Linked DNA regions of Homo sapiens: region 2 is linked to region 1. A link is a contact called in ENCODE Hi-C or POLR2A ChIA-PET data. All regions are on one chromosome and are shown on one strand. Each heading gives the region's core, a stretch centred on a gene start or an enhancer-like site at or near the end of the contact. The rest is flanking DNA. Distances are from core to core; before and after follow the strand shown. Region 1 holds the start of LOC105372135 (a long non-coding RNA gene). Region 2 has its middle 130 kb from the start of LINC03069.

Evidence for each region. Hi-C counts contacts between places; a loop is a spot of excess contacts on that map. ChIA-PET counts read pairs that join two places held with the same protein, here RNA polymerase II (POLR2A). Pooled maps may share reads with other maps.
Region 2: a loop to region 1 is called in a pooled map, with 4 times the contacts of the local background. The contact joins two enhancer-like sites. A Hi-C loop is called at or near these places in 8 of 50 pooled maps. POLR2A ChIA-PET finds 5 or more read pairs at or near these places in 2 of 52 experiments (BJ and H1).

Annotation. Positions count from the first base shown.
Region 1 is chr18:56,572,658-56,578,543 of GRCh38, reverse strand. LOC105372135 (a long non-coding RNA gene) reads right to left here and starts at 5,047. Exons shown (of 2, transcript XR_935514.4): 1 at 4,842-5,047; 2 at 3,379-4,167. Within about 2 kb of position 1,468, at least 3 of the 41 ENCODE cell types and tissues checked have a DNase peak (open chromatin) inside an H3K27ac peak, as active enhancers do.
Region 2 is chr18:56,318,267-56,323,909 of GRCh38, reverse strand. No RefSeq gene overlaps it. Among named protein-coding and RNA genes, the nearest start is that of LINC03069, 130 kb to the right of the region's middle. Within about 2 kb of position 2,234, at least 3 of the 41 ENCODE cell types and tissues checked have a DNase peak (open chromatin) inside an H3K27ac peak, as active enhancers do.

The sequences.
Region 1 (5,886 bases), core at 219-2,718:
CCCTGTGACCTCACTGATAGATCTCTGTGAGGAGCTGATGGATCTAAGAAGAGTTGTTGATTTTTCAGTATATTTAGTTTTTCACTTGTTGTTTGGATGGAATGGTGACTTTTTTTTTTTTTTTTTTTTTTTTCTGAGATGTCACCCAGGCCGGAGTGCAATGGTGTGATCTCGGCTCACTGCAACCTCTGCCTCCTTGATCCAAACGATTCTCCTGCCTCAGCCTCCCTAGTAGCTGGGATTACAGGTGTGTGCCACCATGACCAGCTAATTTTTGTATTTTTAGTACAGATGGGTTTCACCACGTTGGTCAGTCTGGTCTTGAACTCCTGACCTCAGGTGATCTGCCCGCCTCGGCCTCCCAAAGTGCTGGGATTACAGGTTTGAGCCACCATGCCTGGCCAGAATGGTGACTTTTAAGCACCTTATAGTCTAAACCAGAAAACAGAAGTCACCTTATTAATTTTTAAAATCATATATCCAAAGACCTATATCACCTCACACCAAGGTGAGGACAAATTTTGGGCCAAATTATTTATGGTATTTCAAAATTGAAATACCTTTTTTTTTTTTTTTTGAGACAGAGTCTCACTCTCACCCAGGCTGGAGTGCAGTGGTGCAATCTTGGCTACCCAGAACCTCCTCCTCCTGGGTTCAAGCAATTCTCCTGCTTCAGCCTCCCGATAGCTGGGATGACAGGTGCACACCACCATAGCTGGCTAATTTTTTTGTAATTTTAGTAAAGACAGGATTTTGCCATGTTGGCCAGGCTGGTCTCAAACTCCTGACTTCAAGTGATCTACCTGTCTCAGCCTCCCAAAGTTCTGGGATTACAGGCATGAGCCACTGCGCCCGGCTGAAATATATTTCTTACTAGGTAATACAGCTAGTTTTCAAAGAGTATAAGTATACAGAGAAAAATGATTTCCTCATCTCCATATCTCTACCCTCACTTCTAGTCTCCAGATCTTTCTCACAGGGAAACACCACTCTCTGTTTCTTATATATTATTTTGGAGTTGTTTTTACCTACATGTTTATAATGTCTTTTGGTATATGTTCTGTTTCTTCTCTGTAGCAGAAGATCTATGGAGATATATATCTATATTTTTTTCTTCATTTGTTTTGGGTTTTGTTGAATTTAAATATGCATTAATTATCCATTTGTTTTAAATATATATCTTAAATTCAACAAAATAATTTACATATCTTTATATATTTATTTAACATATATTTAAATTCGACAAAAAACCAAATCAATAAAGCCTCCCTGATTCTGAGATAGTGATTAGATGTATCTTTTCATGACTACTTTCCTGTTTACCAGAACCAAGAAGTGAGCAGACTCGGTTGGAATCCTGCCTTTACTGTGAGAGTGAGGATATATTTTCGTCTTCCAGGGGCACGGTAGGTAGGGAGCCGCAGTGCTGATACGGAGCGTGGCTGGCGTCAGAGCCTCGGTCTGCCAGTGTGTCGGCGCTGGCACGACCTGTCCCACATGCCTGGGAAGCTCTTGCTGAGCAGGGATTAGGATGCCAGCATCTGATGCACAGGGTTGCTTCCTGCTCCCCCTTGGAGTCCTGACGAGAAATGACCTTGTTCAACCCTGCTGAGCTTCCTAGATTTACTGGGCTTATAGCAACACATGGGAAGGAGATTATGTTTATTTTTAAAACATAAAAAATGCAACCTTCCCAAGGCCTTCGTGGTGTCTGTGTGCAACAACACAAATACACACACACATGCAATGTATGTATAATCACTTCTAATTAACTTCAGCTCTTCCTGCAAAACTAAGTGTGAAGTCTTAAAGACTTGTCAGCTTCTCTGCCTGTGAAATTTATCTACTTCTAATTGTGAATAACAATACATTCAAGGTTAGCTATAAATGACTCAGATTTCACAGGAATTGAGTCTTAAAACTACATTTGAAGATGAATACAGTTATGCAAAACATTTTTGTGGTGTGTTTCCAGCTAAAAATGTTGTTATTTATGCTTATCCAGAATGTTTTTCTCCCCCTAAACCAATGTGGTTCTTTCTGACATCCGTGAAAAAATAGATGTGATTGATTTCAAAGTCAGCCCAAATTTAAAAGGTATAAAGCCACAGATATGCCTAAAATAAAAATGAGTATACTATTATAATGGATTGACAGATGAATTCAGTTTACGATTTCACAAAACATAATATTCAAACAGTGAATATCAAATAGGATTAAAAATTGTTTTCCCACCTTCTGCCACGTTTAGAGTACTGGAAACTTTTCCAGATTTCGCCACTAGATGTCATGAAGAGTCCAGTTAAATACAGTAGGCAGGCTTGTGTACAGTCTAATACAGAAACTTTTAAAGTTTTTCCCGATTTTGTAGTTAATTTGGGTAGGAAGCTATTTCCTTTTGAGTTTTATGTCAAAAATATCTGTTATGGATTAATTTTAAGTGAGATGTTAAAAACTCTTAATGCGGTCAGATATTAAACGCTGGGACTCTAACCTATTAAGCAGGCATTGGGATTATCTCCAGGGAGAATGTCATGTGCTGGATGCAGAATCAGAATTGTGCTAAGATCTGCTTTGGAGACATTAGCTTGTAGATCCCTACCTTCCTTTCCTTTTGAAACAGTAATGGGCTTGTCAGATGTGTGGTCATCGAGGTTTCATAGGATTGTTCATAAAACTAGACTAGTGAGAGGAACAAAAAAGGGGAGGACCTCAATGCTTAGGTGACAATGTTTGAATTTAGACTTTGAGATCCATTAACCAAAGTAATTCTGGGAGACTAGAAATGATCAATTGATGTTTAGAGAGATAAAGTTTGATTCAATAAAAAGAACTTCCTAAAAATACAATAGTCCATCATGTAACACAGTGCCTTATGAAGCAATGAAGTCCTTGTTACTGCAAAGGTTCAAGCACCTACATAGTGGCCATCAATGGGGAAGATATCCTAGAAGAGACTATTTGGGGAAGAAAGTTGGACTAAGTGACACTGAGGATTCTTAGATCCATGATTCTACACATGGTGATGACAGTCATTCAACAGCCAAGAAGGCAGCAAGAGTTGAAAATGTGTGCTTACAGAAATACAAATGAAATATTTGAGTTTACTTAAACCAGGGAAAATAGGGTTCTTAAAGAAGCCTCACAGGGGAATTGCCACAATTGTGCTGTTTTGTGAGGCTCTGCCTGGGAAGCACTGGTGAGAAGGAACTGTTCGGCTTTGGTGCTTCCAACCTCTGGTTCCAAAATGCTCCCCATCCCAGGGACACAGCTCTTCCCTCCCAAGGACACATGGTCTATTTGGCCCTCCTCTGCTCATCAAAAGTTGATCTCAACTCATCCTTGTAAAGTAAATCTGAGAGTAACTTAGTGGCAGTCTTTCCAGTGTGTTGCATTTTATTAGGGAACAAAGCCTTAAGGCTAAACTAAAGGACTGAAACTCAGTCTGGGAATGGAAGGTCTCAGCTGGCTCGCAGGGGAGGAAACAGGCCCTTGTTTGACCTCTGGACAGTTGCTTTTTCTGCCAAGACGATAAGCCCCAGAGTATGGCTGGCTCTTGAAGGACATCACGTGAGCTACCAAGATTGATAAAAACAAAACAAAATACTTCCACATACTTCTTGCTCTAAACAAAAGAACCACAGCTGAAATATGACCTAAGGCTACCCAAGACTTTGAGGTGCAATCCTAATATGTATCAGGGAACATGGCTTGATAAAATCGATCTAAATACATGCAATAAAAGCCAGATTATATAACATCTTTCTAAACTCAGAGTTTGGTAAAATATCACATGATTAGCCTAGAAAGTGGGTTTACTATTTCCTTCTCATTCCAAGAGTGAAAGGATTTACTCATGCTCACACTCTCTAGGTATGCAAGAGAGTTGCTCACCTGTTTACTTGGACTCTTGACCAGATGTTAAATGAAATATCTTCATCTCCATTCCCACGGTATCATAGATGCTTAGAGCTGGGGTGATCCCTGATGGATCCCATGGATCTACAGGCCAATGTCTTAATTCCACAGATGAGAAACTGAGGCCTGGAGTAGCTTTCTAGACTGGCAGTTTGCTGTCCCACCACCACACTGTCACCTTCCCAAAGGTGTGTTCTTGAAACACAGAGAGAGGTTTATACCGACCCAGGCACACATCTCCACCTGGCCCTGCAGGGAATCATGAACAGAGATGCGTGGGTGGGAGTGGAAATGTGATCTATTGCCATCATCTACATCGATGGTTCTTATGATTTTACTACCAAGGGCTGAATGTAGTAACTGCTCCCCTCACAGTGGGCCTTATGTCTTCAAAGATTAGGTCTACAAAACAAACCCCATTTGTTAAGTATTTGTTACTGCAATGACTTGCAGACAGGTATTGCTATCAACCTCAACCTTCTGATCAGTACAGAAAGCCGAGGTTTCAGCCTCAAGTTGATGCTAGCCCAGCTCACTGCAAAGAAGTTTGGTGTTTTAGCCTGAGCAATCTTCTGAAAAACTTGCTTTAGGAGTACTGAAATGTAGTACAGCTAAGGCCCTCCAAAGGTCTGGAAGCTCAGGTTCGCTTCCAGATCACCTACCCAAAGGTTATTCACGAGAATCCCTGGCCTTGACTTCATTAGCGCCCCTCCCTGAGTTAACCATGGTTCATCATGGAATCAGTGTGAGGTGAGGTTACAATCCGCCACCATCTAGCATCTACATGATTGCAATGGCCTTGTTACTATCTCCCTGGTTTTACCCTGCCCCGTCCTCCCTGAATCTATGCCCAACAGAGCAGCTATTAAAGTCATTCAACACTCCTCTGCTCCAAACTTGCAATGGCTCTGCCGTCTACTCACAGTGGAAGCAAAGTCATTCCAGTGATTCCAAGGTCCCACCTTCTCTGGCTTTTGCCCCCACCCCTTTACTCCTCTGATGTGGTCTATTCTTTTCTTCAACCCACTCTGCACACTGAGCGGGCTAAGTCAACGCCAACTTGCTGCTTCTCAGTGAGTCCACGCATGTCCGGAATTGGTGGGTTCTTGGTCTCACTTCAAAAACGAAGCCGCGGACCCTCGCGGTGAGTGTTATAGCTCTTAAGGTGGCGCCTCTGGAGTTTGTTCCTTCTGATGTTCGCATGTGTTCTGAGTTTCTTCCTTCTGGTGGGTTCGTGGTCTCGCTGGCTCAGGAGTAAAGCTGCGGACCTTCGCGGTGAGTGTTACAGCTCTTAAGGCGGCGCGTCTGGAGTTGTTAGTTCCTCCCGGTGGGTTCGTGGTCTTGCTGGCTTCAGGGGTGAAGCTGCAGACCTTCGCAGTGAGCGTCACAGCTCAGAAAGGTAGTGTTGACCCAAAGAGTGAGCAGCAGCAGGATTTATTGCAAAGAGCGAAAGAACAAAGCTTCCACACCGTGGGCTGGGATCCGAGCAGCTTGCCACTGCTGGCTCGGGCAGCCTGCTTTTATTCTGTTATTTGGCCCCACCCACATCCTGCTGATTGGTAGAGCCCAGTGGTCTGTTTTGACAGGGGGCTGATTGGTGCCTTTACAATCCCTGAGCTAGACACAAAGGTTCTCCACGTCCCCACCAGATTAGCTAGATACAGAGTGTGGACACAAAGCTTCTCCAAGGCCCCACCAGAGTAGCTAGATACAGAGTGTAGATTGGTGCATTCACAAACCCTGAGCTAGACACAGGGTGCTGATTGGTGTGTTTACAAATTTACAAATCTTGAGCTAGATACAGAGTGCCGATTGGTGTATTTACAGTCCCTGAGCTAGACATAAAGGTTCTCCACGTCCCCACCAGACTCAGGAGCCCAGCTGGCTTCACCCAGTGGATCCCACACCAGGGCTAAAGATGGAGCTGCCTGCCAGTCCCACGCCGTGCGCCCGCACTCCTCAGCCCTT
Region 2 (5,643 bases), core at 985-3,484, 260 kb after region 1:
GAGTGGAAGTAGTTTGGGGTTTCTTTTCTTCCTTTGTGTTTGTTCCCCAGGGCATCCCCTGGGTGATGCTAGAAGATAACTTCTTGTCATTACTAAGCACTGCTTGTATCCCCTGCAGTCTTCGGTGCAGGAACCCAGCCACTGGTTCAGGGCACTGAGCTAGGCCCAACGGGGTATGCAAAAAAGAGAAAGCGCTGATTCTTATCACCATGGAGTTTATAAGGTAGCTGCGAAGGGAAGAGACACACTCCTAAGATCACTAACCACATCCAACAGGAAATAATAAGTTCCAAATGGGCACTACGCACAGTAAGGATGTGGGCTGATTGGGACATGGGAAACTTTTAAATGAGGTGATCAGAAAGGCTTCATTGAGAAGGTAGTAATTGATTTAGTCCTTGAAGGGAAGGGAGAATTAAATAGTGCCTGGGAGGTCTGAGATGGTAGTGCAGTTTCTAAGAACATCTTCTTGCCCAAATCCTTTCTGAGAATGGCTTAGGGAGAAGAGGAAAGCTGTGTTTTGATTTATTTTGATAATAGAAGATGCCAGTGGCTGGCCCTAATTGTGGCACAAGCACGCTTTTTTAGAAGGTTTCTGTTTCTTGCTGAATTCTACACAGAATCAGGTAAAGACTATGATACAGTTAAATTTCACCTTCATTATTTTCTTAGAAATATGTTTTATGGAGAGATGCTTCAATTGGGCAGTCCAAATTTCTCTCTGTACTTCAAAAAGCCCCTTAGCACCTGATTTCAGCTTGAAAAATAGTCATTTATATTTCGAACCCCAAGCATTCAATTTTAACCATTGGTAGAAATTGATTAATAATGGCAAAGCTAGAAAAACTCCATAATAATCTTTAAAGAAAACAAAACACTACAGTCATTTTTTATTTTAAACTTTAAGCTTCACATTTCAAAGTTTTATCAAACTATCCCCCCTCCCCATAATTTAAAGCATTGTTTTCCAAGGGAAATTTAATAATAAGAGCTGCCATGTGTTTCTGCTTAATTTTGGAAGCCTGTGTTATGCAGTCAAAGATTCTCATTTGAAAATAATTCCTGTCCTTGTTCTTAAAGTACCAGGGAATAAGATTTAAAAAATATGTTGCAGCTCTCAAGTTTATGTTTTGCCTAAAGCCAGGCCGCAATGGGAGATCAAAGTTTAGAGTGCGGTTCTAAAGTTAGAACTACTGCCTTGCAACGTGCTCACAAATGGGGAGCAGGGCCCGGCAGCTGCCTGCCCAGGTCCTCCAGTAATTAGCTCTGGTGCAGGCGGAGGCCCCTGCCCCTCCCCTGGGTAGGTCCTAGGCCTCAGGGCCTCTGTCGCCTGGGAAGCAATCCCTACAAAGACAAGGCAGGCGTGGTATTTTTAGACCACATGTGTGCACTGTACAGGCCTCCTGTGTTCCACAATTTGCGTTTGAGAGGAGTGGGAATCGAACACACTGCTGTGTTTGCTGTCTGCTGGGCCTGTTGTTAGTGGGGGCTATTTGTCAACATGACAGACTCATCTAATAATGTTTGAGGATGGGCAAACTGGGGCATGTTTGTTAGTCTCAAGTTGTCTCTTGTCTCTCTTTAAAAAGGAATGTGTGTGTGTGTTTGTGTGTGTGTGTGTGTGTGTGTGTGTGTATTTTTTTTCTTAAGCCCCAAAGCCCTCCTCCCTTATCAAATCCCTAACATGGCTATTTCACACCTCAGTAGAACTGATTGTAGACTGTCATTTCTTTTTTTAAAATTTATATTTTTGCAGAGATGGGGTCTCGCTATGTTGCCCAGGCTGGCCTCAAACTCCTGGCCTCAAGCGAGCCTCCGCTTTGGCCTCCCAAAATGCTAGGATTACAGGAGTGAGCCCCCGCTGCTTACTGTCATTGCAGCGGCACAGCTCATGAAGGTTGTCTTCATCTCTCTATTTTCACCCTCCTGGAAGTTCTGCTTGCCTATGGTCAGCCGGGCTGAAGGACTCAATTGTAAATTCAAATGTTAGAGTTCAGAAGTCATAGATGTCTAAGTAAGTGGATCTTTATGGAAAAGGTTCCCAGCCCTGCACCACCAAAAATGAACTTGACCCACAACTACACTTTGGCCTAGCCTGAAAATAACACTGAACTTTGGAAAGTTGGCAAATGATGACGGGAAGCCCGAGCCTTTTCCCCTTGGGTGTGATCTGATGGAATCCCACTGACAGCCACGTGCTACAGTGCGTTCCCCGAACTAGTGCCATCGAGGCTTCCTGTTGACTGCTGGTCCCCTGGCAGCTGTTCAAGGAGAAGCATCTGAAACAGCTGTCTATTTTCAGCCTGCCATCTCTTCTCAATTTCAGATAGAGGGTTTTTACACAGAGCCCTGATTTTACAGTGGCTTCTAACTTTGCAGTCCTTGATACACTTTCTTCTGCAGTCGATAACAGGAAAAACAGGTGAACTGCTAAGTTTCGCTCAAGCTGTCCACTTAGCTATTTTTACCCTTGGTAAGCTGAATCAGCTCTCTGTATTCCTTTCCTAGAAGAGAGAAGATCAGTTCCTTTTGAACAAGAGGCAATAGGAGATGCATTCTCCATAGACGTTTTACCACTTCACCCTTGAAGCTTTTGTGCAGTGATTCAGGAGAAACAGACTCCTTTCTGAAAGTGTTCAGAGTTGCAGAACCCCACAGGACAGTCCCACATCTCTCCAGCGGAAATAACCCTGTTAGCCAAAGCCTCTCTCCTGGTGCTGGAAGCCAGGCCTAAACTCCAGTCCCAGATGAGAAATGGCACATTATTTTAATTCCTCTCTGCCTCTTCAAATGCCAGCCCTAAAAGCTGCTCTAGGTAGAGTCCTTTGAGTTGATGGTGAAAAGGGTTAAGATATTCAGGGCTGTTGGTATGGGTTGAATGTATTTTGCATGTGAGGACATGAATTTGGGGGTAGTCAGAGGCCTGAGTGTTATGGGCTGAAGCGTGCTCCTTTCAAATTCATATGTTGAAGTCCAAACTCCCAGCACCTCGGAATATGGCTGTATTTGGAGATAGGGTCTTTAAAGAGGTAATTAAGTTAGAAAAAGATCAGCAGGGTAGGCTGTAATCCAGTATAACTGGTGCCCTTATAAGGAGAGAAGATTAGGATGCAGATGCACACAAACAGAAGACCAGTTGAAGACACAGGGAGAAGACAACCCTCTACAAGCCAAGGAGAGAGGTCTCAGAAGATCCTATCCCTACTGACACCTTAATTTCAGACTTCCAGCCTCCAGAACAATGAGAAAATAAATGTCTGTGTTTAAGCCACTCAGTCTTTGGCACTTTGTTATGGCAGCTCTTGCAGGCTAACACAGATTGTGGTTTGGTACGAGTGTGGTACAAAGCCACATCAGAGAGAGCTATTAGATATCCTCACTCTAAAATATACCTGGATGGGTGTTGGTAGAAGACTGGGACTAGAACCTATTTCATTTGTTATATTTTGTAAACCTACTTGTTTTGGGGAGTCATTTAAAAAAAAAGGAAAAGAGATTGTTGCACCCTAAGGACATGAACTTGTGCAGTTTTTATTGTGGGGGGAAAAAACATGACACTACCAAACTGGCAATTTCTCACAATACCAGGTGCATTACAGATTGGTGTGTGGGCTTTTGTGAATTGGTTGCATATAAATGAGGAACATTTAAATAAAAAGGAGATCTAGAAACTTTCACTAGTTTTGGGCTTTTATTTATAGCTACTTATGCACAAAGCTTATTTCCCTTCCCATGTAAGTTTTGAGTCATGGCAGTCTAACGGGCTTTTGTGTAAGGTGCTATTGATTTCAGTGTGTAGACAGGGCACCACAAGCCCTCCTGTATGTGAGAAACTGAGAGAAAGGGGAGGAGAAGATGGGAAATGCTGAAGAGAAACCTGGTTTGGGAGAGAGTGTGATTCAGTGGAAAGGGATCGGACTGAGAATTAGAAGCCTGCGCTTAATCCCAGTCTAAGTGAGAAGCATCAAGGTGATATGCCCACATTATTTCATTTTCTTGGACTATGATGTCCTCAGCTTCAAAATGGAGGGCTGGTAGAAGAATATCAAGGTCACTTCTCACTCTGGTTCTGGAGTTCAGAAGGATGGGATTGGGAGGGGGCATGACTTTTGGAGTGGGAGCGCAGGGCCCTGACCTCCCATTCTGCCAAGGACATTGCCCTCACTTTCAACAGTCTCAGGGGTCATCTCCCCCAGGCACTTTCCAGCCTGATGCCACCGCAGTCCCTCTGCCCACAGCACCCTGCTGGGCCTCCTCTCCTCCTTTCCCTTCTCCACTCTGCTCAGATGTTTGGGGCTCAGTGTCATCTGTTTAGCTCTGGGAGCTACTCACAAGGGGAAGTTTTTCACCCTACAGTTTGGTTTGGGGTCTTATCCTCTCCCATTCCAGGAAGATCTGACGGAGAGTCACCATCTTGCATTGACTCACTTCTCTCCCAAGTCAAGCTGCTGGAGTGTGTAAAGGAAATAATGTCCATAGCCCTGTGAGCATATAGCAAGCACTCACATGTTAGCTGTAAATGGGGACATCTACAAGGCTTCTGCACTGATGATCTGCTCCATGTGTTGGTACTTAGTAGGTGTGGCCTCATTGGTGCCAAGGCAGATGTGTTGTCTTAGCTCCACAACCAGATGGCAAAATCCAGGGTAGGCTTGTGTCAGTCTTGATGTTCTGTGTCCAGGCCAAGTTATTATTTTGCATTGCACAAAGTAGGTCCTCAAAAATTATTGTTGATTGATTAGTTATTGTTTGAAATCTTCACCAAGAGGCTGTGCCTTCAGTGACTCTGGTTACAGGGACTCTTTTAAGATTAAGGCAATATTATTCATTCTTGGTATTGATTGAAATTGCTCTCTGAGGCTTTTGATCACCTTCCTTTGCCACAGGGAAATTTTGAGTTTACTCATAAGAGGTTCACACATATTAATGGGACATTCATGTATTTTTAAATAGATGTGACAACATTTAGCTTGCATCTGAAATCAGATGCTGGGTGTTAATTGTAGATAAAATTGGCCTTTATCAAAACAGCCCCATTGCTAATGATGTTAGCAAGAAAACTGGGCTCCTTGGTGTAGCAAATTGGTCCTATTCTGATTTTTACTGGGAAGCAAATATTTTCTAGGAAAAAAAGACCCAAATAAATGGAATTATAGGAACCCAATTAAGTTCATATCTTTCCAAAGGGTCATAGGGAATAAGCCCAAAAAAGAAAGTGCTGTTCAATGGAAATTTACAAAACACATGAGTTTGAGGGAAGTTTGGGAAGATTCATGTTCAATTAAGTTTCTCATAATTCCTGGAGCCCACTTATAGAGAAGACTGGTCAGATTCCTGAGCAGATTTGGACCCAGGCTCCTGGCTTTACAGCTAAGGGAAATGAGGATGTTTAGCAGGGGGAAGAGAAAATTCTGGGTTACAAGGTAGCAGTCTTAAAATATCTGAGGGATTGGCTTGTGAAAGAGGAAATGTATTTGTTCAGGAAGGCACCAGCAGGCAGAACTACAACCTATGGGTAAAGGAGGCAGGAAGAAAAATTTTGTCCCAGTGTTTGGAAGAGTTTTCTGGCAATGAGCTCTGAATGTTCTGAAGCAAAGATGGAGTAATTGGACAGGATTAATGTTGAGGTCTATGGTTCTTTAC